2 separate regions of the Homo sapiens genome follow, and region 1 is linked to region 2. The links are chromatin contacts, found by Hi-C or POLR2A ChIA-PET in ENCODE. All regions are on one chromosome and are shown on one strand. Each heading gives the region's core, a stretch centred on a gene start or an enhancer-like site at or near the end of the contact. The rest is flanking DNA. Distances are from core to core; before and after follow the strand shown. Region 1 overlaps FGGY (FGGY carbohydrate kinase domain containing). Region 2 overlaps FGGY (FGGY carbohydrate kinase domain containing).

Region 1 (3,632 bases), core at 145-2,644, 240 kb after region 2:
CTTCTGAACTCTCAGACCAATGTTCTTTTTCCCAGGTAATTGGCAGCAAATCTGCTCTTCTCTGTTCTAAAGTAGGGATCTCTTATATCTCCATCAAAGGACCCAGTAGAATCTGCTCATTCTTTTACTCTTTGTATCACTTGGCATCAAAGGCTAAAAAATGACATTGGTCAGTATTTTAATCCCAATTCAACAAAATATTAGTTTACTGAATTCCTGCTATATTCAAGGCATTATGCTGGGCTCCAGGCAGGTGTTACAGGGGAATAAAACACAATTTAATTTAGGCACATAAGATTATTTTAGAACAACGGGATAAGTTCCACAATTGAAGTATTGCCAGGTGACAAAGTTGCCCAAGGAAGAAAGAGATGGGAGCCTGTAGAGATGAGAGAATGCTTTTGGGAGGAGGTTATGTCCAAGCTAACTTTAAGCTCTTGTAAGAAATTGGTAGACAGGCCAAGGCAAGAAAGAACATTCATAGTAGAAGGAATAACATGTACAGTTATAAAAGTGGGAGCAGCATAGTACATTCAGGTTACTATAAACAACTCATAATCCAGAAACACAAAGTATGAGATGGGGAATGGCAGGAAGTGGGACTAGGGAAGGATAGAATTGGGTAGGGGGAGGTCAGCTCATAAATACCTTGGAGGCCATGCTGAAGACCTCCAACCTCATCCTATAGGCAGAACAGAGATGCTGAATTCTAAGCAGTGGTGAGATCTGGTCAGATGCAGATCAGAAAAATCCCTCTTAAAGGATCCAGTACAGGGGGCTCAGGGTAGAAATAGAGGGTCCAGATAAAAGGCTTTTTCAAGAATCCAGGCTAGAGATGTAAAAGACCTCTATTAATTTGCTGGTAGTGATTTTGAAGATGAAGGGGCTGTTGTGGAAGTGCTTTTATAATTTTAGGGAAGTATTCGAGGTTAAGACCTAAAAGCAAATTCCACTTAACATGATGAACAGGCAAATGTGCAGATCCCACTGAAGCAGGATCAGTATTTAACAGAATTGGAAATGTTCATGGAAAAGCAATCCACTTTCTTTTCATTTCCTTTAACTCCACATAGAGTCAGGCTGCTAACCCTCCGAATATAAACCCTTCTCTAAAGGCCAGGGTGGAAGGTACAGGCATTGCGTAGGGGAGCTCCATGCAGGAAGGTGGAGAGATCTGAGTTCCCACTGGCAGTAGGAGCTATGGGCTGCTGTCCCTGTTTCTGTTCCCTGGAGGCAGCTGGAGCATCCCTCTTTTTGTGAAATTAGAAAGATTGTCTTTCTCCATCTCTTCCCTGACCCTCCCAAGACTTTTCAGGGAAGTTTTTAAGTTTTTTCCGTAAACCCCACGTGTTCAGAGAGTCCTCCGCTGCTTGCTGGGAGCTGGCAGCTGGCAGCTGTTCTCTGCGAAGGAGGCGGCACACACGGTGCTTTAGCACCATCTGCAGGCAACCCAGAGATTTGCAAGGAGACAGGAGAAGCCAGTTTCCTTCTGAGCCAACCTCATCTCATTGCCTAATAGATCACACTGTTAACGATGTGGGACGACATTTACTTAGGCCTCTGCCACACAGAAGCAGGGACTGAGTTGAGGCACATTTTGAAGAGAGGGGATTCAGCTGATTTTAAAATTCACAGTCACGGAGAGTGTAATTTAGTGACTATAGTTTAATAATAAATGTTTAGGATGACCCCAAATTGCATTATTATGTTCAGTCCAAATTTATATGTGGCTCTGGAAGAGTCACTTAAATGTGCTTTGAGAAATTTGGTGCATTGAAAGACACTATCAACAGAGTAAAAAGGCAACTCACAGAATGGGAGAAAACATTTGCTTATCATACATCCAGTAAGGGATTGATATCCAGAATATATAAATGTATAAAGAACTCCTAAAACTCAACAACAACAAAAAAGCAAAAACAACCCAATTCAAAAGTGGGCAAAGGACTTGAATGAATATTTCCCCAAAGAAGATTTATAAATGACCAGTAAGCACGTGATAGGGTATTCAACAGCACTATTAGGAAAATCAAAACTACCGTGAGGTACCACCTCACACATTAGGATGCTACTATTTTAAAACAGAAAACAACAAATGTTGGCAAGGATGTGGAGAAATTGGAAGCTCTGTGCATAGTTGGTGAGAATGTAACATAGTATCGCTGCTGCAGAAAACACTATGGCCATTCTTCAAGAAATTAAGAATAGAATTAACATGTGATTCAGGAATTGTATTTCTGAGTATATACCCAAAAGAACTGAAAGTAGGGTATGGAAGAGATATTTCTACATTCATGTTCACAGCAACATTATTCATGATAGCGAAAATCATGAGAGCAACCTAAGTGTTCATTAGTAGATGAACATATAAATGAAGAATGATATGTGCATACAATGGAGTATTATTCAGCCTTAGAAAGAAGCAATTTCTGACATGCCACACATCAGTGAACCTTGAGGATATTATTCTAAGTGAAATAAGATAACCACAAAAAGACAAATACTGCATGATTCCACCTATGTAAAGAATAAGGCCAGTGCACAAAGTTGTGGCAAAGTTGTCAGTATTAACATTGTAAATCAAGTGTGTGTGAAGGGGTGCTCACCTTAGCTCCCTTCTAGATATTTTGAGATTCTAAAGTCAAGAAATCTATCTCATGTAGTGAAAGAATTCCTTACCGTTATATTGTCACAGAGCATCATTAGTAGGAGCAAATTGTTCCTAAAATAATTCTACAACTAATAAATTTGGATGCTCATAGAGTAGGTCTTAGTAGTACCTACATATAGCTATATTGATGATATTAAAATATTAATTATCTAAAATTTAGTAACTAGCATTTATATCACTTATTATGAGTCAGGTACTGTTCTAAATGCTTTTCATTTATTTCCACATTTAATCTACAACAGCTCTGCTGAAGTAGATCCCATAATTATCCCCATTTACAGATGGAGAAATTTAGGCAGAAATAGTTTAAGTAACATATCCAAAGTCACACAGCTAATGTTAGGCCACATTAAGATTCCAACCCAGGCTTTGGAGTTCGCCTTTTAACCCTGTGCTTGGCCCCGTCACAACTCCTACGTTACCAGAATGCTTACAGTCTAATAAATATTGGGTAGGGGACTCCTACTAACATAGCTATGTGTGACAAGTAGAAGTCCCTGTGTGTATCCAAGGTTACTCTTACAACCTCTCTCTGCCAATGCACAACTTTGCACCAAAATTTCATCATGAGGACTCCTTTTCAGAGCACCCCAGAATTGAGCAAGACATGCTAAACTGGCTTCTTCACCCCCTCACCCCATGTCAGCTTCCCAACCAAGAGGAGTAAGGACAAAGTTGCAAGGCTGCAAGTATAATTTGTCTCGGTTCCTATTATTCCTTTCAGGATTATGATGCCAGAGCAGCTTCAGCTGTTCTGCTGTCTGATTCATGGCCAATACCAGTTCTAACAGGTCTAACCCAAAGAGTCAGCCAGATAGGACAGGGAGAGCAACGGCCACTGTGAGATGTCTGGAAGGCGAGCACAGCTCTAGAAAAGGCATTAGCTACATTTCCATGGGGTTTTGCTCCTGGATAAAGCAGGTCACAAGGGAAACCTAGATGTGGAATCTGCAAAAGGGCA
Region 2 (3,487 bases), core at 376-2,875:
CTCAGGGGACATTTGGCAATGTCTGGGGACAGTTTTGTTTATTGCTTCTGGGGAAAGGGAAATGGCACTGGCCTGTGGTGGGTAGAGGCCAGGGATGCTGCCAAACACCTTACAATGCCCAGGCCAACCCCCTGCAACAAAGAATTATCCAGCTTCAAATGTCAAATGTCAGTAGCACTGAAGGTGAGAAACCCTATTCTCTCCTGGAACACCTCCAGTGATATTATTTCTCTTCATCAATTCAGCTTATTTCTATAGAAGCCAAAAAGCAGCCCACAATAAGGGTTTTGCTGATACATTAGTACTTTGTTGAAATGTGTTTTGTGAAATTGACTCTTCAGTAAAAGTAGTTGTGAGATTAAGAAAATAATAGAAGTGAAGCCTGAGGAGTAGGGAGGACAGGATGGTTTCTAGCTCATCTATTTCAGAGTCAAGCCACACGGGACAACTTGGCCGTCTTTCAGCACATCATGCACATTCCACCTCCTTTCCTTTGTTACTCATCCATCAGCACTCAGTCTAAATGTTACTTTGTGGAAACATCTCCAAATTTAATCCATTCTTAGAAAAGCACCAATCACTCTCTATGCTGTATCTGTGAAATACTTTACAACTATTTCAGTTTTTTCACCAAATCATGTTCACGTTTGTATGCCCATCATCCAGCATGAAATCCACATAGCTGGTCTTCACTAAATCAATGTAATTATTTAATTACTATTATTAGTAATTAAGATAATAAATATAAGAGGGTTTTGAAAAATCCAGAATAAGAATTGGTAAATATAGGTGAGGGAGACTTTAAGAAAATATAGATTCCCATGCCCTACCCTGCTGAGGATGCCTGGAATCTTGTTCTAAGTGTGGAAAATGTCACCTGGTACCCAGAGGAGACAGCCTGGGGGGATGAGTTGGCACTGAGGACACTGGGGTCAGAAGCAGTATTGATGTGTTTCTGCCAAGTAGGCAGATCAGACCAGAGCAGAACCGTGCTGCGCAGGAGCCAGGCCAGGCGCTGGCCAAAAGCTGGGGGCAGGAGGGAGCTTGTCCAAAATGAGAGAGAATATGGATCCAAAGAGGCAGACGGTCTGCAAGAAATTGGGGGTGGGGGGGGATTAGAAATGCAGATAAAGTCATGCCGTGGAATCTGGAAGGAGAAAACCGTGCCAGTCCCTGAGCAGATAGAGCAAGGACAACTCTGGGAGTTCCTGGATGTGAATCACAGAGGGCAGAGGAAGAACGTATTCATGGGATTGCAAGTTTATTGTTTTAAGTTGAGGTTCGGTTTAATGCGACCCACTACTGCCTGAGACCTCGGCAGTTCATGAGCCGTGGCAACAGCTCATGTGATGGAGGGAGGGGCAGAGAGCATACGTGGGGGGAAGGATAACTGAGTTTCCTGTTCCCAGGCTCCAAGGCTTTCTTGGAGTGCTGTGATTCTCTGGACTGCAGAAGGCTGGCCTTAGCTGAGAGACCAGACTTTGACTCTGTGGAAGAAAACCGAGAGAATCCAGGGCCTGGTGCTATTGCCAGCTCCCCATGTGTCCCCAGTTTTTAAATCTTGTGCCACACGTCAGTGTATATGGCTGTGAACCTGCCATGAAACCATAATATTTTGAGTTTAATACATACACTCCTGTTTGGATAATGAGTAATCATAGGCTTTAGAACTAAAAGGCTGCTCAAAGATTCTGTATACCAAATTCTTCAATTTGCAGATGAGAAAACTGAGGCCCAGACAATGGTGAATCATCCAAAGTTACCCCAGCATATTACTTTCAGAGTCAAATTTAGAATCTGAGTGACCTAGTTCATCAGCCAGGGTCCCCGCCCCATTGTACTACACTGTCTCCAGATTAGGAAAAGGGAATGACTCCTGATTTGTTATTCCATTTTATACCTTATATCCCATTTAATGGCCACAGGCAGCTTCACTGGTGGTTATTAAATAGGTAATTTAGTTTTCCTGAGCCACACTTGAGTAAATCTCTTTGTTTTGTTGTCACAATCTACAAAAAGCTCCAAAGAATCTCCTCCAGAGCTGGAAATAATAAAAACACCTGCTATTCGAGTTCCTTCCAAAGAGCTCAAAGCAGTTATTTTTATTTCACCTACCAATCGTTGAATACCTATGCTGTGCCAAGTGTTTTGCTAGGTACTTGACTATTCACTATTGTGAGCTCACAACCACACTGTGAGCTACAATTATTTTTGGACTTTAACATACAAGGATGAAGGTTTAAGAACCTGCCAAAGGTTACATTTTAATAAATTATAAAGTTGGGTTCCTGGACCCACCGATTGCAGAGCCTATGAGCTCTCCCGTGTTGACCTGGCTAGTGAATCTATTTGTGTGTAGGTATGTTTGTGCCTTTACTTACGTTAGCCCATACTTACACCAATGCATATTTGTATCTATAGTGGAAGATAGAGCTTCTGCTTAATATCCTTCTGGACGTTTGTAGATCTATTTTATGGATGAGAAAGTTGAGGCCCAGGGTGGAGAAGTGACTCTAATAAAGTGTATTTAAAGCAGCACAGGAGTCTGGGTTCCATCAATCATGGGGAATAAGGCCAGGCTTATTAGATCAGGGTAGGAATGGGATGCGTAGCTATTGGGGTTGTGTGGTGGAGAGATAAACAATATTAATGTTGACGTTAATTTTGTTTACTAAATTTGTTAATTAATGCTTACAATCTCAATCTCAAAGATTAATCTTAATCTTTTTGTAGTGACTTGCTGTTTTTAAACTACCCTTGGAATAGGGAAGGTATTTTTACCTCCCACGAATGGTTGGGAAAACTGACCTTCGAGGAGGTGAAGGGATTTGCCTAAGGTTACAGGACCAGGAAGACTGGATCCAAGACTCAAACCCTTATTTGTGTGCCTCTGTCTTCACATCAGCTTTAGTGCAACCCTTGCATCAAACAATGGAAAAGTAGTACCTAGTAAATGGAGCAAGGTGTCTTATTCTGTGCCCAGAGCCTCTCATTTTAAACAAGCTCTGATCATCTCATCTACTACAGAACTGTATCTGGTATTCTGGGGCCATTTTTAAACAGAAGGTTTCACTTATTCTCTCCTGTATTAGTATATGGCCGAGAAAATTAGCTGAGCTGTTATTTTCCTTTGCTGAACTGGGGAACAAAAACAAAAAAACACACAGTAATCCAGCCACTGGTTCTGACACTGCCAAGCACCTGTTAGGAGGACTTCCTACTCCAAGTTCAAAAGGTACGGACTGCTAGAAAAGTGTGTGTTTGGGGGCCCAGAGTCTAAGATTGCACTTGCGTCACTGGCTGCAAGAGTAGGATCAGGTCCACTGTTTTTCATGGCACAAAAACTCAACAGATAGTGCTTCACATCCATATACTGTTTCTAAGCACTAATGTTTACTTTGGGTCTTGCACATCAGCAGCTGATGGTGGGAAAATACACATCTCTAGTTATTGCCCCAAGGCGGCAGCCTCACATCTAAACTGCTGG

Evidence for each region. Hi-C counts contacts between places; a loop is a spot of excess contacts on that map. ChIA-PET counts read pairs that join two places held with the same protein, here RNA polymerase II (POLR2A). Pooled maps may share reads with other maps.
Region 1: a loop to region 2 is called in a map of A673, with 2.1 times the contacts of the local background. The contact joins two enhancer-like sites. A Hi-C loop is called at or near these places in 1 of 168 maps with a recorded cell type or tissue (A673) and 4 of 50 pooled maps. POLR2A ChIA-PET finds 5 or more read pairs at or near these places in 1 of 52 experiments (PC-9).

Annotation. Positions count from the first base shown.
Region 1 is chr1:59,758,202-59,761,833 of GRCh38, forward strand. All of the region lies in intron 15 of FGGY (FGGY carbohydrate kinase domain containing), which reads left to right. Among named protein-coding and RNA genes, the nearest start is that of MIR4711, 27 kb to the left of the region's middle. Within about 2 kb of position 1,395, at least 15 of the 41 ENCODE cell types and tissues checked have a DNase peak (open chromatin) inside an H3K27ac peak, as active enhancers do.
Region 2 is chr1:59,519,931-59,523,417 of GRCh38, forward strand. The region is part of intron 7 of FGGY (FGGY carbohydrate kinase domain containing); the gene reads left to right. Among named protein-coding and RNA genes, the nearest start is that of MIR4711, 210 kb to the right of the region's middle. Within about 2 kb of position 1,626, at least 12 of the 41 ENCODE cell types and tissues checked have a DNase peak (open chromatin) inside an H3K27ac peak, as active enhancers do.